Regions from separate parts of the Homo sapiens genome. Here all the other regions are linked to region 2. The links are chromatin loops, found by intact Hi-C in ENCODE. Cell type or tissue: PC-9. All regions are shown on one strand.

Evidence for each region. Peaks named below come from ENCODE experiments on the same cell type or tissue, not always from the same donor. Only the 100,000 strongest peaks of a DNase experiment are listed, where the experiment ranks them.
Region 1: a loop joins it to region 2, with 11 times the contacts of the local background. A loop is called at or near these places in 5 of 110 quality-filtered maps.
Region 3: it touches region 2 in a loop (7-fold over the local background); 4 of 110 quality-filtered maps call a loop at or near these places.

The regions. Positions count from the first base shown.
Region 1 is chr1:208,648,014-208,656,013 of GRCh38, forward strand. No RefSeq gene overlaps it. Among named protein-coding and RNA genes, the nearest start is that of LINC02769, 14 kb to the left of the region's middle. RefSeq lists a silencer at 4,346-4,532. In PC-9, CTCF peaks have their summits at 4,481 (motif pointing right), 4,682 and 6,416 (motif pointing right); no DNase peak of the experiment used is centred here; H3K27me3 peaks cover 151 bases.
Region 2 is chr1:209,432,009-209,440,008 of GRCh38, forward strand. MIR205HG (MIR205 host gene) reads left to right here. Exons shown (of 4, transcript NR_145437.1): 4 at 196-541. MIR205 (microRNA 205) reads left to right here and starts at 125; the gene lies at 125-234. RefSeq lists enhancers at 966-1,563, 1,564-2,163, 2,762-3,359. In PC-9, CTCF peaks have their summits at 3,851 (motif pointing left) and 4,053; DNase peaks (open chromatin) are centred at 1,433, 1,833, 2,333 and 3,883; H3K4me3 peaks cover 2,736 bases; H3K27ac peaks cover 3,810 bases.
Region 3 is chr1:209,486,896-209,494,895 of GRCh38, forward strand. No RefSeq gene overlaps it. Among named protein-coding and RNA genes, the nearest start is that of MIR205, 59 kb to the left of the region's middle. In PC-9, a CTCF peak has its summit at 3,318 (motif pointing left); a DNase peak (open chromatin) is centred at 3,296.

The sequences.
Region 1 (8,000 bases), 780 kb before region 2:
ATGGAAAAAGCCCAACCCTATTTCATTAAATCTTCATGAATATGCAAAAGAGGAGTAATTGCCCTCTTCAAAAACTAATCATTCTGAATTTTACAAGCTGAATTATAAAACCTGACACACATATTTTTCTCTTTTATTATATTTGTAAGCACTACTCCTTCTGCAAAGAAAATCAAGTCCTATTTTTATCAGTTGCCTCCATCTCCCCTTTTTTTTGCTCCCGACCCTGTTTCTCCCTCCCTTTTGCTGAATGCTGCAGCATTGCCATGTGTATTAATTGCCCTGTGAAATGCACTTGAAGTCATTAGAATTTCCCATTCAAAACTGTTATCTTGTGCCATTATGCCTTTGCATTATATTTATTTAAATGTGCCTCTTCTGAGTTAGCTCATTTTTAACAGCTAGCCATGCCTGAAATATTGTTCCCATCCAAGCTGCTCTCGTATCATTTTTCTCTCTTCTATGGAAGAGATGTCTGCACTCTACCCTTCTGCCTTGACAGGCACAGCTTTGTGGGAAGGCAGACGTTGGTTGTGTGTAACAGGCTTCCTTGAGAAGGAATCCCAAGCTCGGGATATTTCTGCAATGAGGGAACCCCAGGGTCTGGATTAGATATATCCTTCCCAAGAGCAGGTTGCCTATTATCTGTCATATTTGATCTTCATTTATTCTAGAGCATTGACTGAAGAAATGGAGAAATCAAACCCAAGCTTCTAGTATGTTCTTTGCCTTTTGCTCTGAAGAATGCAACAGCGATGCCAATTATCACAGGTGTGACTTCCCAGGCACCATCCAATATCCACATGGTAATCTTACCTTGAGGAGAAGTAATGAATTAAATGGCCATGCAAATTCCCTCCCAGATGTGGGCTTCTTGGGGCTATAGGGAAATTCTGATATCACTTCTCTGACACTGAACTTTTTTTTTTCCCTACTAAGACTTTCCCTACTGTGAAAAGGAATAGCTGTTCCTATTTATCAAATGGACCTTTCTATTTTCACTTGTCTACTAGAGAATTGGCTTCCATTCCCATCTTCTCTCCAGTCAGAGGAGAAAACATACTTGATATGGTTTCACTGTGTCCCCACCCAAATCTCTTCTTGAATTGTAGCTCCCAAATTTCCCACATGTTGTGGGAGGGACCAAGTGGGAGATAATTGAATCGTGGGAGATAATTGAATTGTAGGGGCAGTTTTCCCAGTATTGTTCTTGTGGTAGTGAATAAGTCTGAGAAGATCTGATGGTTTTATAAGAGGTTTCCCCTTTCCCTTGGCTCTCATTCCCTCTCATCTTCTGCCATGTAAGACATGCCTTTCACCTTCCACCATGATTGTGAGGCCTCCCCAGTTATGTGGAACTGTTAGTCCATTAAGCCTCTTTTTTTTTTTTTTAAATAAATTACCCAGTCTCAGGTATGTTTTTACCAGCAGCATGAGAACAGACTGATACAATACTTTATTCAATAACTGAGCTTAGAAAGTATTATTCTTACATGTTTGTACCCCAGAAAGAATTCCACTGGGTAGCTTTTGCTGCTAAGCTCATGGGATCTCTATGTCACATCTGTGTAAAGCATGAAACCAATAACACAGCATCTCCCTAAGTGTGGTCTCACAGAGTTCTTATTTTACCCTTATTATAACATTTTACTTATGAGAAAATTGGAATAAAGAGACTTGACTAAAGTTTACTATCTAGTGAGTGGTGGAGAATGAATTTGAGCTCAGGTTCATTCTGGATTCTTTTTTCTTTCTATGACACCAAGCTGCCAACAGTAGAAATAAAATCAATGTGTAGACATAAATAGTTGGTAGAGAAAATCAAGAACAACATTATGATTGGGTTGGTCAGAAGTTTGACCTGGAGATTAGGAGGAGTGCTTTATGATATGAGGAGCAGGATAAATAAGTTTATCCTTCTGTAAAAAACAGAAAGTTGAGACCTCAGCACTCTTAGGATTCTTGCAAGGCTTCAATAAGGTAAGTTTAGGCAAAAGCTTTTGTGAGCTATGATGAAAGCTGCACGTGTGCAGAAATGTTAACCTTTTTGTTCACTGATGAATCCCAAGTACCTAGAATGTTGTCTGGGTAAATTCTTTTAAAAAGTCTTCAGTTGAATGAGTATGTGACATTATTATTATTGTCAGTACCCTTGGAGGTTCCCTTGATGTTATTATTAGTAAAGCATCAGACACCTGAGCTGGGAGTCTCAAAATCTAAGGGACTAGTCAGCCTACCAACATCACTGTCTGTGAACCAGCTCTGAACACCTCTTGCCTACGTGCAATAGAGAGACCTGGCAGACGAGGGGACTCTGTAATTACTCTAGGGTACTTAAGACTAATGAACAGGTAAGGCCAGCACAAATAAAGGTGTTAAGATATATGTTGGCCTTCCATTAACCCATTCGATCTCTCACATCAGTCAGTCTAATTAGACAGTGGAGACTTGTGCCAGTGGAGACTTATACTTCCTGAATTCTAAGAAGAAAAGGAAGTAACTGGGAATTGAGGAGTGCAGGGAATTGATTGAAATTCCCCTATGAAAAAGGCACCAGGCATCCTACGTGAACCTTTGCACATAGGCTCTGGGTTAGGGTTGGGCATCATAGTGGTTGTCTGCCTGCCCCATGGTGTTATAAGCAGGCTGGGGCATAGGAAAATGAGGTTGAGAATATACTGCATGTTGTAGTTGGTGTACCTCATAACCTCAATACTGACAGAAACTACCATACAGTCTAGTTCTGTCTCTTGGATTTCTTTTTTCTTGTTAGGGAATGATAAGAGAAAATACCTTGTGGAGGTTACATCTGGCTTGATTTCCTCCTAAGGACTCATCTGGCACAACTAGCAGCCTCTTGCTGAAAGGAGAAATATCCCTTCCTAACTTTCATGTGGAGGACCTCAGCACATCCACAGTAGAGAGCTCAGGAAAGATGCTGTGTTGGTCCTGAGAGGTTTGCACCCCCATCTGGCTTGAATCTCTGAAAACTTCCTGTCCAGCCCTATCCCTTAGGAAAATAGAGAGGGCTTTCTCTTATAAATATATTTTTTAAACAAGTAACATCCAGAAAAAGCAAACCCATCCTTCGCTTGCTATGTCAGCCCACAAGTCAAGACCTCCATCAACAATGCCTTCTTTCTAAAACAACCAAACCACAGAAGATTGCTTCTCTTTCAGAGGATGTCCTGTGATTGTGTAAGCGGCTAAAGGCTGCTGTACTTGAACGTCCAAGTACCAAGAGATGTAGCAGGGAGGGATGACAGGCAGCTTGGGCTAGGGTAGGAGTAGGTGAGGCAATACCTGAGAAATTCTGTGAGAAATTGGAGCCTCTGTAGAGAGGGTGTGGCTGAGGGAGTGGATGGGGTAGAACGCGTTTTTACTTTTCAAACACTTTTTAAAAAATTCTACTGTCAGATGACCCTATTCATTAATTCATTTTCTCCCTGAAGACTATTGAATATTTAAGCCAGGAACCTGAGATGTACCCAGCGATTTCATATCAGGTTATATCCGGCTTAATTTCCTCTTACAAGGACTCTTCTGACACAACCAGCAGCCTCTTCCGTATTCCTGGATGGCCCCATCGTTCACTGCCACAGGGACCCAGCAACCCCCTCCTCTCTGCAGCCAGTCCATATCAAGCCGACTTCTTTTCTTCCCACCGAGAAGATTTGTTATTCTCATGTACGGAGAGGGAATTTAGAGATGAATTTGCAGGTGGAAGAAACTCTCTCCTGACTCAAAAATACTTATGTAAAATTGGCTCCAAACACTAAGCCAATTTTTGTGCAAGGGCTGGGGTTTGAGCCTGGTGAAAAACCAGTCTCTTTTTTCTTTTTTTTCTTTTTTTTTTTGAGATGGAGTCTCTTTCTGTCGCCCAGACTGGAGTGCAGTGGCGCCATCTCGGCTCACTGCAAGCTCCGCCTCCCGGGTCCACGCCATTCTCCCGCCTCAGCCTCCCGAGTAGCTGGAACTACAGGCGCCCGCCACCACGCCCGGCTATTTTTTTATTATTATTTTTTTAGTAGAGACGGGGTTTCACTCAACACTTCCATGTCTTTTCCTAGAGTCAGTAAACAGTTGATCGCAAGTGGGAAGGTAAGGGCTGAGGGCCTGACTCCTAGCTCCTACTTCATGGCTCACTAGCTGAGTGATTTTGCTCAAGAAGCCTAAATTATGACTGATCATCTCGTCTTTAAAAAAGAGATAATGATGTTACAAAATTCACAGGGCCGATGTGAGAATTAAACGTGATAATATTTGTAAAAGTGTTTTATACAACACCATAAGCATAAGACATATTATTCGTGCTGGCTGGAGGCAGATGTCTTGACAGAAAATCTCTGGAGGTTGCTCCCAATATAAACATTCTATGATTCTTCCGGCCATTTAGTCAGAGTGGAGACAAATGGCTGCAGCTGCTACCCTTAGCAACCGGCCTTCTTCGCTGTAGGCTGCTGTTTGTCACAGTGACCACTAGGTGTCACCTCCTTTTAAAATCTCTCCCCCTTTCCCAAGCGAATCTAGATCCTTTCAGAAGCAAAAGGCATTGAAGACGGGGTTTAGTCAAGACTGGGGGAACTTGGAGTACTGTCTCCTCCACAGTGACAGAGGTCTTTTGCAAGGATCAAAAGGACTCTTGAATTTAAGAAACATGGATGCATTCAACACACCACCCTTTCTTGCTTGTTCTCAGCTCTCTCTCAGTACTAGTGAGATTAGACTGTTAATTCAAGTCTGTCCAGAAAAAAACTGTGGAACCATTTTGAGGGGTCTGGGAGAAGAAAACTCGCAGCTTTATCTGAACTCCTTGAGAAGAGAACAGTATGAGGAAAAGCACCTGCAAAGCCCCCTTTCTTTTTCCATAACTAGAAATGTGTCTAATCTCACTGCCAGGACCTGTTTATCAACAAGCTCCTACTCAGATTCCCTCACAACATGCCACTAGCCTGAGCTCAGAGCAAGCAATTTGGTTAAAAAGGCCATTGAGCTCTAAGGGTTTTCACTCCAAGTCAGACAGAAGGAGGCTTCAAGAGGTTCTAAAAAGAACTCTGGACTAAGAATGGGGATACTGAGGCTTTAGGCTTCAAGAGGTTCTAGAAAAAACACTGTGCTGGCGATGGGGATACTGAGGCATTGGTCCAGGCAGTCCACATGCTAGCCGCACCACCTCGGGTGAAATCACTCTTCCCCTCTGCATGTATTTCCTTCTCTGTAAAGGTAAAGATTTGAGTAAGAGGATAATTAAAATCTCCTTCAGAGGCTAAAATTCTATAAAATCACAGAGTTACGTGTGTGGGTAATGTGTCAGATACATAACATTGACATTCATCTGCTTGTTGCCTTGTCAGGACACTTGATGAGGATTCTTGCCAGTTTAAGAAACATGCATCCATTTACTTACTAAACCCCATTCTTTCCCAAGGAGTTCAGATAAAGCCATTAGTTTTCTCTTCCTGAAGCCTTCAGAATGGTTCAGTGGTTTTTCTGGAAAGATTACAACAGACAGTGATGAAAATCCACTCGTGTTCTTATTACTCAGAGGACAAGCCAAAAAGAGCGGTATGTTTAATTTATGCATGTTTCTTAAATTCAAAAGTCCTTTCATCCTTGCTAGTCTTTGCGTGTGCACTATAAACTCCTGAAGGCAGAGGCCACGTCTTCAGTCTATCCTCCTTCCTCTTCCCCCTCCATATAGACTCAATCCAGGGCTCTGTACTCTGCAGTTGTGCAGTAAATACAAATGACTCACTGACATCAATTACAGGGGAAGAAAAGACTTAGTCTAGATGAAAAGTTCTAGAGTATTCAGGTTTAGTATAATATATCAATAATAATGGCTAATCTTTATTTAACACTAATTGATAAGCAAAATAAGGACAGAGATTTGTCATCTGCATTGTTAATTGCTGTATCCAAGAGGCTATAACAGAATAATGCTTGGGACATCTAAGGCATTTGCTAAATATTTGTTAAATAAATAAATGAATGAATATTTACCATGGGTATGTTTTACACATTGCCTTGAGAGGCATTACTATTATTTTCATCCATATTAGGGGGGAAAGAACTGAAACTAAGAATATAAAAGTAACCTGCCAATTCTCATACCTACCGTGGGCAGCAGTGGGATTCATACCAGCTTGTCTGGTCCCCAAATCTACCTTATATATAAAGCTCAACACTATGAAAACAACTTATCATTTCCTTTGATAACATATCTGAGGTGAGAATATATACTTTTCTTTTGTGATGCATTAATAATTGTTTTCCCTCAAAAGAAGAGGATAGGAAAAGATGTTTTCCCAGGTCCCTAACTCCACAGAGTGAAGAGGGGAAACCTTCCATTTCTCTGGAAAGGAAGGTTCAGGAGGAGTCAATTTACAAATCTGGCACTAGGTGGCGAAAAGCAGATTAGCGTATGTGTCACTAAGGACCTGTACTAGGATTAAGCACGGATTAAGTGCTTTGTGTGTGTTGGTGAAAGGATGAATAGGGAAACCCTGGAGGCATTCATAAGAAAAAGAACTTTGGCTTATAAGAAGAGGATTGGAAATTGCCATGATGGAAGAACCCAGGCATGATTCATTTTCTTTCTATAATTCATGTGCTTGTTCTGTAGATATCTGTTGAACACCTATTTATGTCATTATTTTTCTCAGTGCTGGGGATACAGGAGTGAACAAGACAAACATCCCTGCCCATATTATGGAGCTTATGCACTCCTGGCACACCATGGATCCTAAGCAAACTCATATTTCTCCCTTAGTCCTGCTAACCAGGGTTCAGAGAACCTACTGAAGGCTTTGCAGAGATCTTCCCAAACCTGAAAATGAAAATCATAAGAGTTGAGTTATTTTTTCTTAATTATTTCCGATATATTAAACTTCCATAAACACATACACCCTTATTTCATCGCACCTCTTTCCCCATAACTCCCAAAAGTTATGTACATCCTGATTTTATTCTACATCTTTTTTCTAGTCTTCCCAAGGCTGGGGGAAATGGACCCTGTGAAGCACAAGAATGCATAAACTAAATCAGATATTGTAAGATTATTTTATCAATGTTAACTGGCATGAGGAGAGTAATCCTGTACTCGCTGCCAATACTCTTCAAGAAACTGTAAACCTGGTACTGAAAGAGACCTTAGAGATGGTGGATTTTAACTCTTCTATTTTACAAACGGGTCTACTGAAGCCTGGAGAGGGAACATGACTACCTTATGAAGGTCACAGAGACAGTTTGAGTAATAGGCCTGTATCTCAGGTCTCATGTTACCTAATCCAGAATGACACAATTGCAAGGCTCCCAGTGGAGACACAAAGACAGGAAGAAACTTCAGGGGGAGAAAGCAATGTGGAAGTCCTCAAGCATGCTGGATATTAACTGTATGATTTGCCACAGCTTAAATTGATTCTTCCATTAAAATAGGCATTGAGTATGCCCATGACATCTGTTCCCAGGGCTCTCCACTTTTACCCAGCAGGACAATAAGACTTCAAATATGTCAGTAGGTATCCACTGTCCTCATCATCACATGCCTAGGCCGTTAGCACCACCTCCGGGAGTGTCTCAAAGCTTCCCACCTCTCTCTCCGTACTTGGACGAAGTTAATTTTCCAAGCCCACCAGTTAGCCATTCTCCTTCTTCACACCCATGAAGATACTATGTTGTCTCTCAAATCAAATACAGCCTTCAGAGTCTGACATCAAAGGGCTGGCTCAGAGTAAGCATCCATGGTCAAATACCTTCCTGTCAGGTACCAGACACAGGCTTCATGTCAGCAAGTTGCCTTTAATTTGCCCCCAAGCCCTATGAGTTCAGTGTGAGCTGTGAGTGCTCTTTGCCAAGTATATCCAGCTCTTCTCCTTCTGAACGAATACAAGATTGTACTTCCCTGAATCCCTTGAAGTAAAGCACGAATGATTAGAGAAGACCAAGCGCGTGGTTCACAAAGCATCCTACCCCTTTGACAAGGATAGGCTTGAAACAGG
Region 2 (8,000 bases):
AGGGGTAGGAGTATTCAGGTCCTTGACATCTCCCAAATGTGTGATTCCGGGATGCCAAAGGCCTTTGGCCAGGTAATGCAGTGTCTACAGGCTGAGGTTGACATGCATCCCCACCCTCTGAGAAAAAGATCCTCAGACAATCCATGTGCTTCTCTTGTCCTTCATTCCACCGGAGTCTGTCTCATACCCAACCAGATTTCAGTGGAGTGAAGTTCAGGAGGCATGGAGCTGACAACCATGAGGCCTCGGCAGCCACCGCCACCACCGCCGCCGCCACCACCGTAGCAGCAGCAGCAGCAGCAGCAGCAGCAGCAGCAGCAGCAAGAGTAACTCTGACTTAGGAATAGAGACAGCCAGAGAGAAATGTGATCAATGAAGGAGACATCTGGAGTGTGCGTGCTTCTTCAGAGGGACGGGTGATGGGCAGATTGGAAAAAGCACCGCAGATGGGAACCTTAATCTTTCTTTTCTAAAATTGATGCTATGAAAATTTGCGTTTTCTGTAACTTGTAAAAACTAAAAGTTGCTTGTCTACTGAAAAGCCTCTCTGCCTCTATGTTTTATACCATCGGATGCCAACTCCCGGCCTTCTAAGCCACCTCCCCTTTAGGCTAAAACTGAGACATGAACTTGAAAAATTGACACTGGCTTCCTCTCTCTTTAGGGTCCCCAGGCAGGTGGCTGGGACACTATTTGCAATCAGCAAGGAACCCTGCTGCCCTTAGACTCCCCACAGAGCAAGCAGAACTTGCAGAATGGGGTAAAAACACTCTATTAAAGATTTTTTAAACCTATTTATATTGTAATAAAGTAAATGTAAATAAAATTTAAGTGAAGGCAGATTGCAGATATTTCCGATGCTATACAAGATATATCTCATAGTATGGGTGTAGATTCTGCAAAGGTTAATGCAGTTAAACATATTTGACACATAAAAATGTCAGATCCAACATTAATCATTCACCAATTGTAATTGCCTTTCTATGGGTCTCTTCTCCCCAAGACATAGCTTAAAACACCAGGCTCGGTAGAAATCTGGGAGGAAAAAAGCAAATAATACCTCTCAGCTGTCAGGGTCTATGATACGCTTTGATAGATTTAGCACTGATTTCATTCTCTTTACAATTCAGTGTGATTGGGTGTGCGTGTGTGTGTGTGTGTGTGTGTGTGTGTGTGTGTGTGTTACTCCATGTTTCTCCTTTTTAAGGAAGGAGAAGGTGTGGAACAAGAGAAAGTTCCTAAGTCTGAAGGAAGTCCAACCCAGTTATGAAGGGAATGCCATCCACAAGCCTTTTTTATAATTGGCCCCTGCCTCAGGTAAAGGGGTCTCCTTTAAGGAGCCAGTCTGGCTAAATTGGCAGATTCTGAACAAAGCCTGGCCCTGACAAGTCTTCAGAAAAACCGGTTTTCACCTCCAGAATGTGCCCCAGGCAGCAAAATACAATAGCTCTCCTTGGCTGAGTGGTGTTTTTCTTAGGAGCTCACTCTAAAGGAGATTCCAGCTTTGCAGATGGATACCGATCACTTGAATGGCCAAGCCCTGCCCCCCAGCCAGTGACCTCTGAGGGGGATAGGTCTCTTCACCTTCCCCCAACCCTTCCCTGGTTTTTGACCCCTGAGGGTCCCAGATTGCCAGCAGGAACTAAAAGGAATAAACCTTTCTCCAAAATATTTTTCTGTGTCAAGTTAATACAGATTTAAAACCTAGTTTCTGTCACCCCCACCCCTTCATTCCAAGACCCACAGGCAACAAAAGGATGAAGAAGCCAAGCCACAGGCATTTTTTAAAAACATGTTTACTCATAAAAATTGCGTAGCAAATCCAACTGTGGGGTGCTGTTTGTCCAGCAAACTCCTAGTTAACCAGCAAACACCTCCCATTCAAGGTCTGAAACAAGCCCTGAGATCAGAACAAAAAGCACACGACAGACACGATGTGGCACTTTTATTTGCAGCTTGGTTTGAGCCCTATGACCTGGAATCTTTTTATAGGAGATAAGTGCTTGTGTATTTATGTGCCACCTGGCCCAGGTGGAGGCAGGAACCAAAATGGCCAACAATGGTGACCAGAGGGTAGACTGTCAAACACTAGCCAGGGCACAATGCTGTGACTACAAAAGGTTCTACCTGATGTGCTGTTGGGTTCCCCCACACCCAAAGTCCCATGCAAATGCTATCTTCACAAGAGAGGCACAGGGCTTGGTATTTCTGGCACCAAGGTCTGAACTGCCCACTTCCTCCCACCAATGCAGCACAGATTGCTTATTCCCTCTTGCAGAAAAAGAAAGCCCCAAGCCTGGCCCAGAGCAGCTTGCCAGGGAAGCCAGTGTGTGCCCAGAGCTGGAGCAAGCTGCTCATCCATCTTCTATGTCCAACCCCCACTCTTTTATGTCTCATGTCTTCATTGCAAAGCATGACTCGCCAAAAACACAACACAGAGAAAATGGTTTCATCAAAATTCCCTTGCAACAACAACAACAACAAAATAATATTACCCTGCTTTCATTATTCACAATCTTTTATTGAGGCAAAAGGCAAATATCATTGAGCCAAACCTGGATAGACAAATATATACAACCACTGGTAATTTAATATTTTGTGCTAATGGTATACACTGTAGATACAACCCAAGAGGAGTAAATTACAATCCTATCAATAATATATCGCATCCGGGCTCCAGTTTCCCAGTACACGAGAAAATGTGTATTGGCAAAGGCTCTCCAAATATTAAAAGCCATGCATATAATGAGGCAGTGGGTACAGAAGCTAGAAACTCCCACAGGACTGTGCTGTGGTCTTTGTTATCAAGGCCCTTCGGGAGGAAATAGCCCACATCAAAGCTCCAAAACCTGATGCTAAATGCAGACATCCCATTCACATTCTCAGCCGATCTCTAGGTGAAACTTCAATCACAGAATAACCTATAATCAGGGCACCAGTTTGCAGACCGCTTGGAGCACTGCCCCAATTTGGACACCTCAGGTCTATGGTAGATGCCCAGGTTCTGCTGGGGTGACCTGTGGTGATGGACAAGGGACTCCAGAGAGTCCCAGTACAGCTGGCAATATCTGAGAGACCATGTGGCTTTGGAGCAGCCTCCCCAACTTGTATGTGATCCTCCAAAAGAAAAGTGGGAGGAAAAAAAGGCAAGTACTGATGACAGGCAAGGAGCCAACGAACTGCAAAGGGAGACAGATTTACTTTGAAATTTAAAATGCCCCACTTACTAAATTTTTGTCAGTGGATCCAAATTCCCTTACTCCCCACTGCAAGAGAAGCAAATGACAGTCTTACCTAAGAGCAGAGAGGAAATATTTCTACCACAGTAACACTAGTAATCTGGACAAATAAGGTTAATGTGGGCAAGAGGGCTAGTTAGTGCCACAGTCACATGCTGGTACTCCCTTGATTCAGGGGATATTTGAGGAAACTTACAAGGCAGAAGGGGCAGTCTCTTTCTTGTCTCTTTTTCACTCAGCCCCTGGAAGAAAAAGGAGAGGCCGAGGAGGGAAGGGAGGCTGTCAGGGTCTCTCAGGCAAAAGGAACAGGAGGCAGACAGCAGCCCCAACCTCAAGCTCAGAGATGAAAAGCCCTGGCCAGACACCAGTTCATTAGTGGAAATAAAAGCTTCCTAAATTGCAGGGAACTGGCTGGGCTTTCTGGAGAGACACCTACACATCAAAGAAAAATAATGTGAAAAATTCTCTTTGTCTGGGGACAAGAAGCAGCATCTGGGAGTCTCGTCATAGCCTCCCTCCCTCCTCCCCACAATCTCTCCACCATCCGCCTTCAAATCCTGGGAACCTTTTGGAGGGGTGAAGATGGCCATTTTTCCTGCTGCCTGTCAGATAGCAGGGACCGGTGGGACACCTGGTGGGCAGTGGGGGAAATACAGCCACATTGGACCTCAACGTCACTACCCAGGTCTAGAGAGACCTGTGTATTCTGAGATCATGGGAAAAAACAAGGAAGGCATCTTTCTAGGGGATGTGACATTGAAGTGGACTTTAAATGTAGTAGCAATTGACTTAAATTTCTGCTATTTTCAATTGTGTTTGGGAAGAGATGGGTGGCTCAGAATAAATATAAATAAATAGAATCCATAGATAAACAAATACACACTATAATGTTTAATGCAATTCCCACATTATTTAAACTTTACTTAAAGTCGCATTGAAAATAGACACTATCCCAGTGGACTCACCAAGCCAAACACCTGGAAGAAGTTCCCTGAAGATAATCCATAGACGAGAAACTCTCACCAAAGATAATGGAACATTGACTGCTCAAGGAGAATACTGAGGAATTTCTTATTTGCACCCAAGAGGTTGCCAAGAGCAGCCCAAAGCTTCTGAGTCAGCATGTGAAGTGGTTAAGAGGGGATCAAATTAGATCTGCTGCCAATTTGATATGGCTGTGGGACTTTGGGCCAGCCACTTAACCTCTCTAAGACCCAATTTCCTTATCTGTCAAATAGAAATAATGATAATAATAGCAAGTACTTACTAAGAGCCAGACACTGCATGCTTTGTGTATATTAAATCATTTAATGTCTCCAGCCATTTTAAGGTATGACTGATATTTCTGTTTTATGGAGGAGAGAGGGTAAGGGACCAGCCCAAGATCACATAGCCTGCGAGTGGCAAAGCTAAGATCCAACCTGGGCTCCCTGACTCTGGAGTTCACACTTGGAGCTACTACTCTATCCGATCTCTTAATGATAGCATGAGAATTAGGTAAGATAATGCATGCAAACATGTTAGCAAGTGCCTAGGCCTAGTAAATTTCTTGCACTCAAAAATATTATTGATGATGGTAATCTCAGTATCAAGTAAAAGTATCTTCGAGAAGCTTGTCTAGTGCCCACTCAGCTGGAATAAGTAAGCATAGGCACACCTTTGGCTGCCAGAAATCCAGCATTAAACTTACTGTGCCATTTAGTCACACCTTCAGGCCAACCTTAACTTTTATCACAATTATCTCCTCCTCCCATCACCTTCCTTTTAGGAGAGTTTTCATTGCTTTGTTTACCTTTACATTTAGTATATGTATCATACTGTAGGAGCCTTGAGAGTTTTCTTTTTTAAAATTGTCATAAGATCAATGAGAAAGATACAACAATTTTTCCAGGGTAAGTGCCATTTCAAATTTTTACTTTATTTTTCTGAAGGCAGGTGAAAAGTACTGGTGAGAAAGAAGCTGGTGAAGAGCTAATAAAGAAAAAAAAAGTTGGTTTTTTGTTTGTTTGTTTTGTTTTTGTTTTTTGTTTTCTTTTTTGAGATGGAGTCTCACCCTGTCATCCAGGCTGGAGTACAGTGGCATGATCTCGGCTCACGGCAACCTCCTACTCCTGGGTTCAAGCGATTCTCCTGTCTCAGCCTCCCAAGTAGCTGGGACTACAGGCATACACCATCATGCCCGGCTAATTTTTGTATTTTTAGTAGAGATGGGGTTTGGCCATGTTGGCCAGGCTGGTCTCGGACTCCTGATCTCAGGTGATCTGCCTGCCTTGGCCTCCCAAAGCGCTGGGATTACAGGTGTGAGCCACTGTGCCTGGCCAAAAAGAAAATTCTGAGCACATAAGAAAGTAGAAGAATCAATAGAAATCAAGCAAGAAATAGCAAACCAGTGATCAGGGAGGAGGATGCAATCATGTTGCTGTGGCGTGGGCACTGAGCTTAGCAATGGAGAAGCAGCTTCTTGATGAAGCCCCATCCTGTGGGTTCCATCAAAGAAATTTCCAAAGTTGAGGCAGCTCTGACACCAGGAGTGTCATCCCCAGACTGGAGGTCACTCCCCAAGACCTTTCAGAGATGAGACTGGGGACCGTTATGTCACCTGGACCCCTTGGACACCTGGCTTCATATTACCACTCCCTCCTTTAAGTATCCAGCTAATTTTAAAGTATGAAGTTCTTGGCTGGAGAACACTCACCTGGCAAAGTTGCCAACATGAGGGAGATCCTCACCTGAAAATAGACAAAAAGCAGGCCAAAGGAGAAACTAAGACATTTTACGGAATGAGTTCCTTTTGTCTCATTACCTTACCCTGTGACCATCTGCCTTCTAAGAAGGAAGAAAGCCTTGAACAAAGAAAGTGTCCCTTTTAATAACAGAACCATATAAATTACATTTCATTACTATGCCATTATGGCACATTGCATTATAATCCAACTGTTAAAGGCCTCACCTCAGAAGCCCACATCATTCCACTTTGCCCTCCTGAACGCCTGGCTTTTAGCTGAGTCAATTTATCTACTGCAATTAGATCCAGGCTCCCTCCTTCCTGAGTCAAGTCCTTCCCAGCAATGGCAGCAACTTTCCTATGCCCCTCCACGGGGGCTCTATTTAACATTTCTTGCCACTCAGAGCTAATTTTGAAAGTTGCTATGGATTCATTAATCAATGACGTTTTTTTTTTTTTTAACTTTAATATGCTTACAATTTACCTGAGAATCTTGTAAAAATGCAGATTCTGATTCAGCACATGTGGGATGGGGCCTTAGATTCAGCCCTTATCACCAGCTCCCAGGTGATGTTACTGTGATGCCTGGATCACACTGTGAATAGCAAAGGCTTAGGGGGCTCAAGGTTCAAAACCCGGTTCTCCTACACTATTCCTCTCAGTTTAGCAGGAGGCCCAGACTCATGTCTCATCTTGGTGTCTCTCCTTTTCCTTTGGCTTCTCTTTCAAGTCACTGGTGTCTTAGCCAATCTGGGGAGACGGGAGAGGCCCAGAGAAGGCCACAGGAGGGTATGCTTGGCTTGTCACAGCAGCAAAGGCTCTGACAAATGATGAAGAAGATGGGGCCTTTTCTGAATGTGGAAATGGCCGGGTGATCCCTATTCAGGAAACACCAGTGGTTTAGAATAGTAAAAGTGCCCTAACACCTAATATGTGAGGTAGGTTACTGAGAAATGAAACGTTTGTGACCCAGAAACTAAGATAAAGCAACTTCAAGTAGTTCGACAAGTGACAACCAACCTGGAGCAAGTAACCATGAGTACACTTTCGCCGCCAGAAAATCCAGACCTAAACTTAGTGGGCAATTTTCAAGATTTAAGAAGAAAGGAGTTAAGTAATTTACCAAAAGTCAAGATTCTGGGCCAGGCCTTAAACTGACCCAATTTCTTCTGCCTCTTAGTCTAGTGTTGTTTCTAACAAGTCACTTTATTGCTGTGCTGAGAAGCTACTCCTCTCTCATTAACTTTACCATGTAGATTTATCATCACTCTAAAACTCAGTGCTTCCGTTCTTTTTTTTTTTTTTTTTTTTTTTTTGGGAATGGAATCTGTAGAGCTGAAAAAATTTAAAAATTAAATATTGAATATAAATATGTTTTTAAAGGATAGTTATAATGTTTAGCTACTTTTCTTTTCCAGTGTTTACTGGAGAAACAAACTCCATCAATAAATGAACATGCCAAGCAGTGATGTCGGATCAGAAAGTCAGTGACTGGGTGGGAAGAACTTAAGCTGAAGCAGGATAGATCTAGGTTCAAATCCAGTGTCTGTGGCCTTCAGCAAAACAGTAAATCTGTGCTTCAGTTTGTAAAATGTTACAAGGCAAAACAAAGTCCCTACCTTTCACCTTTCAAAGTCATTTCACATACAAAAAGTACTTCATGAATGATAAATATGAAAATAATTATTTTTATGTATCTCAATTGTAGTAGGATACTGAAGAGGATCAGAACATGCCATCTCAAATATACCAACTTGGCAAGAGAATTATTTTGACTTGAAGGCAAGTGAGAAGAAGCAGACATAGGAAAAGTTATTTTTCTCTCCCCTTAACTGCCTAAGAACAACATAAATTTTTTCGTTTGTAAAGGTAACATAAATTTCCAGTTGTAAGTGTGCCTCCCTGTGTTGTACCAGAAAGATAACTGTTCTAGCGGCAACACTTATTACCTGAGATGACTTATCGGACCTCATTACACAACTCTTAATTACCATACATTTTTCTAAACATCTTCCCACAACTTACCCCCACCACAG
Region 3 (8,000 bases), 55 kb after region 2:
TTACACAGGAAATCCACAATATGAATAACTGATCAAGTGAATACACAGATTTCTAGATAGGATAAATCTTCATTATTTGGCAATACTTTATGTGGAGTCTGCTTGTCCCTGTCACCACCATCCCCAGCCCTTCTGTAGATTCCCAGGGTTGAGAGTGAAAATGACTCAGAGGAAGTGGTTCAAGCTGAGATGAAGTGTGCAGTAAGTCCTGGAGCTATGGAAGCAAAGAGCTTCCCTAGAGGAAGGTGTAGTGGGACCTAGGAGCAGTGGCTTGAAAAGATTTGGGGAATGGAAAAAGGGAAAAGGACAGGACCAGATGAAAGAAGACAAACAAACAGGAAGACAAGAACAGAATGAAAGCTTCCTCAAAGGCCAATTAAGTGATCCGAAGGAAGGCTATATGAAGCCTTAGCAACTGCTGCATACACAGCCACCTTTTAAAGAAAGTGGCCCCTATCCATCCTTTTCCACTTGCTGACTATTATAGGCTGAATTATGCCCCCTAATAAGATATGTTGAAGCTCTGACTCATAGCACCTCAGAATATGACATTATTTGAAACTAGGGTCATTGTGGATGTAATTAGTTAAAATGAGGTCATCCCAGAGTAAGATGGGCCCTTAATTCATTATGACAGATATCCTTCAAAGACAGAAGAGTCTCAGAGACCCATAGGGAGAATGCCATGTGGTGACAGAGGTAGAGATTGACATGCTGCTGCTGTAACACCAAAGATCACTGGCCACCACCAGAAGCCAGGAAGAGACAAGGGAAATGTCTGTCCAGAGTCTCAGAGGAAGCAGGGCCATACTGACACCCAATTTTGGACTTAAAGCTTCCAGAACTGTGAGAAAATACATTTCTGTTGTTTTAAGCAGCCCAGTTGGTGGTACTTTGTTATGACAGCCCTAGGAAGTCAATTCATTTGCTGTGGCACAAGCAGTAGTAGGTTTTGCTAGAGAGATCATCCCTGCTACTCAGCAGATCAGTTGGGCATGGACGCAGACAAAGACAACTGGGTGCCTCTGAGCCAGCCTGTCACTCTTTGTCCAGTTGGGACATTTCCACAGAGTGGAGGCAAAGCAATCCAATGATTCCCTGGCTGTGGAGCCACATAAATGCAGATAAAGAGAGGAAAAGAGAGAGAGAGAGAGAAGGAAAGAATGAGAAAGAGTGCAGATTAAGATCCAGCTCAACCCTTGTCATGATTTGCCAAACAGAATCCAATCCTAGTCAAATCTTCAGCTAGAAGGAGGAGGTATCCACTACAGAGAAGGGATCTTTGGCGTAACAGAGGGATATTCCCCAGAATTCCCCAGAAGGGAATATGATGTGGGCAGGCACTGCAAAACAGACCTGCTGCAGGGGTGAAACATTGCCCTTATAATAACTGCAAAGCCTGAGCTTGCAGGCAAGAAGAAAAGAAAGGGAAGCAAATGTATATAAAGAAGTGTGGAGGAACAGAGGGATGTAGAATGCCCAACCATCCCAGATTGCCTTGCACTGAGGGGGTTCCCGGGACATAAGACTTTCAGGTTTAATACTGGGACAACCCTGAATAAACGAGGATGAATTGGCCAGCCAAAGACAGTAAAAGAGTAAAGTGGAAGAAGCAAGTTTTGCATGGTGAAATATATTGTCAGCACCCAGAACATGTTTACAGAAGTGACCTAAGCCAATACAGATCAATCTAGACCAGGAGAGCCCATGGTCCCACTGCAACCTGGCTAGATGGGCCTGTCAGTGGATTCAGGGGAACTTGCACTGAGGATTCACTCAGAACCTCTATGCTGACCAAGGGCCCTTGGGATGGCAATGGTAGGTGACATGAGGATCAGATCCCTTTCTGCAGTCTGGAAGGCTTGCCCTGTCCAGCAATCCTCTCTAAGGGGATGAGCTCTTCACACTGAACTGGAGGATTTACCTTCTTGTCCAGTGGGGTTGGCCTGCCATATTCCTCAGCCCTACAGGGAACCCTGTAAGTAATGAGTCCAAGGCCCTGTCTACAGAGATACTTTTTTATATCTCCTTGTCTTTTACCCCACACCTGCCACAAATTTTATATGAAATATTCCCAAGGATGCATGAAAAATGTCATTCACCAACTTATCCCCACCAGGTGGGAGAAGGCCTCCTGTTTATGTTTCCATGTCCTTCCAGGCATATGCCCATCATAGCACTTTCAGAGTATATTAGGGTCATTGATTTTATTTTTCACCTTCTCAGCTTGTGATCAATTTCCTTCATAGTAGAGCCCATACCTTGCTCATCTTTGAAATCCTAGAGCCCAGGAAAACACCTGGTATGTAGGAGTTTCTCATGCACTGTCTGGCAAGTAAACTAATTAATTAATTAGTTCATGTTGATCAAGATGATCCTTCTCTTTGTGTCAAGTGTCTAACACTTGCTAGATCTAAGACCCAGCACTTTCTTGGTTTTTAATATATCAGTCATTAAGCCATCTGCATGCAGATGAGAGGTAGAAAACACTTCAGAGCCCTGCAGCCTCAGAGGGTCACCTGAGTGAGCAGTCAATGCGGCCAGCTCTAAAGGGCTTATGTCAAGGCAGTCACAAGGGCTTGGGAAGGAGATGCAGACACCTGTGCCCATTACAATTATCCTACTTCTACTCTCACCTGTTACTGCGGTTCTAAACAAAGAGAATAAAATAAAATAAAACTGAGTCAAGGAAAAGACCAGCTGCTGAGCTCCAGACAGAAGCTCAATAAAAGATAAACAGAATGGTATAAATTGGCTAAGAGAACATTGGCTGGAATACTCTATGACATTAATTCTATCTTATTAAGAAGGCCCTTGATGATGAGGTGGTAGACCTGGGTCTGATCTCCATTCCACTACTATATATCTCCAGTCAGGTGGTCTAGCCTCTCTGAGCCTCTATTAGCCCAACTCTAGCTTGCTAATAACCTTCTGCTCCAGGTCCGTCGAATAGACATCTGAACCAACACATGTCCGACATTTTGACCTCTTCTAACGAGGCGCCCTAGAGAAATTCAAAGCAGAGAATTTTCTCTGCCCTAAAATGACTCCCAGAGCTCCAAGGACAATTATTTTAGCAAACCTATTGATGGACTTAAAGTTTATGAACCCGAAAGCTAATGTACCTTCCTCTGTAAAAAGCAAGGCACTGCTAGATTTTTGTCTGCATAAAAACTCAAACACTCACCTGGGAAGTCTGTTAGTAAATAAAGCTTATCTTTTGCAAGATGCAAGCATTCTACTTCTAGTTTGGCACTGTTCAAAATTCTTTTGTTCTGAAATTTGAAAAAGGATAGGCCTAATGTTTCACTGACCTCCTGTGGGCATAAGGAAGAAGTACACTAATTCCTCAGATCTGGATATCCTGGTGTGGTCTAAGGAAGAACGTCTTAAATCTTACCTACCTGATGGAAAATTCATACAGAATAAGATTACACATGCTATTTCATCTCTTCTCCCAGGATCCCTCAGGCCCGTCATAAGTTCCTAATCTAACGGGTACTTAAATCCATTAGATAGATTTCTACAATGGCAGAGCAGGCAGTGTGCACAGGAATCATATGAGGAATTGATTGAAACATAGATTCCTGAGTTCCATTTAAGAGATTCTGACTTTGTGGGTCTGGGGTGGACCTGGGAATTTGTATTATTTTACTAAGCAAATGATTTTGATTCTGATGCAAACAGCACTGTGGATTTTACTTCGGAAAATACCAACTCGCCAAATCCCCTCATGTTATAAATAAGGAAATTAAGACATTGAGAAGTTAAATGTTTTGCCCAAACCCAAACGGCTAATTAGAGGCAAATCTGGACTTGGCACTAACTTCTGATTCTGTCATTTGCAATCAAAATAGTCACCATTTAAGGGCACTTATTATTCATCAGGTGCTGTGCTAAATGCATTGGCTCATATAATCCTTCCATCAATTCTGCGGAGAAGACGGGTAGTATTACTAACTCCATTTTATAGGTGAGGAAACAGAGGCTTAGAGAGGTGAAATGACACATTCAGGTACCAAAAAGCAGAACAAGACTCAAACTCAGTGCATGTGACTTTAAACTAAAGCTCTCCCCCACTGCCCCACTCTGCCTCAGAAGCATAGCACAGACTTTAATCTTTTGTGGCCCTCTGAAAAGCAGGAGTCCCCCCAAATTTGAAATGTAATGATGCACATGTGACATCCAAGGACACACTTTAGCAAACCTTCTCTCTTCCCTCAAGAGAGAGAATCTTCAAGATGGGGCATCTTTGTAAATCTCAGAAAAGGAATCTTCTTCACCACACCCTGAAGCAACTTGAACTCAGTATCAGCTGGGGCCTTTCAATCAACTGGAAGATCTGTGCTGAGGTTGTAATCAGAGCCTCTTCAACAAGCATCAGACCACTGAAACTCAGGAATACAGAGAGCTGTTCAACTAGGGGATGTCTTGGAGAAAAATAAAGACTCTTCAGAAAGATGGGTTCAAAATCCAGTCGGGGAAGTCACTGACAAGCACCGTTTAAATGAATCAAAGGAAGAAGCAGGATTATTCTCATGCACCTATTTCTCTCATTAAGCCTTGTATTAGTTATCCGTTGCTATATGACAAATTATCCTAAAAGTTAGCAGCTTGAAACAACATTTATTATCTCACACAATTTCTGAGGTTGAGAAATTTTGGAGCGACTTAGTTAAGTGGTTCTGGCTAGCCTCTGAAGTTGCAGTCAAGCTGTAGGCTGAGCTGCAATCTTCTGAAGACTGGAGGATCTGCTTCCAAGCTCATGCATGTGGTTATTGGGTAGCCTCAGTCTCTCACCAGCTGAACACCTCAGTTCCTTGCCACATGGGCTATTCCACAGGGCTGCCTTAGTGTCCTCAAGACATGGAGGTGGTCTCCCTCAGAGTGAGTGATAGAAAAAGAGAGAAGCCACAATGGAAGTTCTGCTTTTTTATAACATAAACTCAGAAGGAAAATGCATATTCTGTTGGTCACAGAGAATAACCCTGCTGCCATGTGGGAGGGGTTGTGAAAGGAAAATAAATATTGCGGCCTCAAAATCACTCAAGCTGGGAACTGCTTAGGGCAAACCTGTCTCCCATTCTATTCAAAGTCACCCCTCTGCTCACTGAGATAAATGCGTATCTGATTACCTCCTTTGGAGAGGCTAATCAGAAGCTCAAAAGAGTGCAACCATTTGTCTCTTATCTACCTATGACCTGGAAGCTCTCTCCCCGCTGAGTCTTCCTGCCTTTGCTTCTAGTTGTCCCACCTTTCCAGACTGAACCAATGCTCATCTTACATATGTTGATTGATAGCTCGTGTCTCCCTAAAATATATAAAACCAAACTGCTCTGACCACCTTCAACACATGTCATCAGGACCTCCTGAGGCTCTGTCACAGGCATACATCCTCAACTTTGACAAAATAAACTTTCTAAATTAACTGAGACCTGTCTCTGATTTTGAGGTTTCACGGGATCTATACAATAGTATAAATATCAAGAGGTGGAGACTTGTGGAGGACTGTTTTGAGTCTGGCTACTGCAAACTCCTTCTCCTGCTCACCTTTCCTTGTCCATACAGGTCCAGGTAACTCCTCCATGGGCTACACACTATGCTAAGCACCAGTGAGGTAGTTGTGACAACAGCCAGTCTCTTGCATCTTGGAGTTTTCTATTTAATGTAAGAAATAGACATTAGACAAGTAATCACACAAGTAAATGTACAACTAAAAATCTGTGAAGAAACTGAGAAGGAAAAGTATGATACATGATATAAGAGTATAACATGTGGTGGGGGAGCTGTAATTTGCACTGAGGAAGTTAAAGAAAGCTTTCCTAAATAAGTAAAATTTTAAATTAAGTCTTCAAGGCCAAATAGGATTAAGCTAAAACAAGAATGGGAGAAAGACCATCCTGGCAGGAAAACAGCATGAACGTATTTCCTATAAAGGGGAAGATCATGACACATCCAGGGATATGAAAAGCCAGTGTAGCTAGAGCTCAGTGGGCAAGGAGGCAGTGAGTTCCTCCCTCCTGGAACACTCTCTCCACTCCTTGTCTCTTCTCTAAAGTATACCCTTAGAGCTCAAATGAAGCCTCACCTCCTCTACAAGTTCTTACCTACTCCAACCGTCATCTCTCATGCCTTGTTCAACCCTACACAACCTAACTCTAATGCCTTGAAATTTCAGAGTAGTACATATCACACTGTGCTATTTTATAGATTTTTTTCTTTCTCAGTACAATAAACTCTCTTTGCAAGAAACTATAACTAGTTTCTATATCCTTGTGTACCTAATGTAATGCATAACATATAATAGACATTCAATACGCTCAAATAAATGATCAAAAACCCCATGCAAAAAGTAGGATTGTAGCCCTGCTTGCATGCTTGTACATATACATGACTGTGCTTTTTTTTTTCTAAAGGCATGCATCACACACACACACACACACACACACACACACACACACACACATCTAAAGAGCAGGTTCTGAAAGTGGGGATGGTAGACAGGAAAACTAAAATCTGGTGGGATTAGACCATCCTGAGTGATTTTAATCCATTCAAAGGAAGTAAGGACTTGTAAATATTTGAATGATAAAAGATTAAACACACACGGTTAGATTTGCTCTCTCCAAAAATCTTACTAATATTACAGCAAAGGGATTTTTAAACATAACTTTAAAGACAAACAATACAAAATGATGCAAGCAACAACATTTTATAAGTTGGGCTACTACTCAGATAAAGTAGCTTAGTGATTTAACAAACTTGAAAAAGTTAAACCCTAAGCTAGTGGTAGAGAAATCCAGCAAATAAATCAATGTATACTGAGGAACTTCCAAAGGCTCTGGAATTGGCAGCAAGGCAATTCTGGAAGTGGGGATGAAAGTGAAACTGAAAATAGGAGAAAGGGTCTAAAGTCAGCTTAGAAGCAGTTGCTCCTAGAAACATGCCTTGAATGACATGCAAGGCAATTCATAGAAAAACTATTACTATGGTACCATACTTACAAAGCTCAAAACAGGCAAAACTGAAAACATACATTGTTTATAGATATATACATATATGATTAAACTATATTTTAAAAGCAGGGAAATGATTAATACAAAATTCATGACAGTAATTACCTCTGTGTCAGGATGGTGAAGGAGGCAGGGAGGTGGAAAAGGGAAGAAACGCAGAGGTAGGTACAAAAATATTTGGAATGCCTTTGTTCTTAATTGATGTTCATTTTGTTAACATGCTTCATAATTTACATATGTGTTATTAATATGGTTTGCATATAATATTTGTATATTTTATCTTGTATAAATATTACATTGTGTAAAAATATAAACAGACAGCCAGATCTCTTTCTTCCAAGTGTCTGGGTGACTGCCTGTTCCCCATCCAACATGAGCTGAAGATATCATCTCTAAAGAGAGTAAAACCAAGGGTATTTGGAATAACAGAGAGGGTTGAAGGGTAGAAGACAGGTGCCATACTTTAATCAAGCCTAAAATGAATATTGTGTTCCGTGAATTGTGATCTTCAGCCTTCTCCTTCCAATCAGTTTCCAGCATGCTTGCAGCCAGGCCTATAAGGTAGATATTTGAAAGATGTTTCTTGGAGAATCAGGCCGGCCCAAAGGAAAGGGCTAGATTTTCACATGGGAGGTTTCTCAACAAATGGTCCACACTGAACACATTATAGTGAGGCTCAATAGTCAACAAACTGAACCTATGTGTTCAGGGATTTAAGTTTGCTTTTTAGTACTCATTCATAAATATTAACAAATGACCAGGGACATCTAAATATCTGAGGGAGTCCTCTAGTGGAAAAAATAAACAACAAAATCAAGGAGAAAATAACAACTTGAAAAAACAGAAAATTCAAGGAAAACAAAAGTATAAAGTTGTGTATCACCAATGTTCTCAGGAAGATAACAAGACAGATATTGTATCCATGAAACATAAGCAGCATACTATAGTGAAGGAAAGCTAAGTAAACAGAAAAGTGCTCTTGGA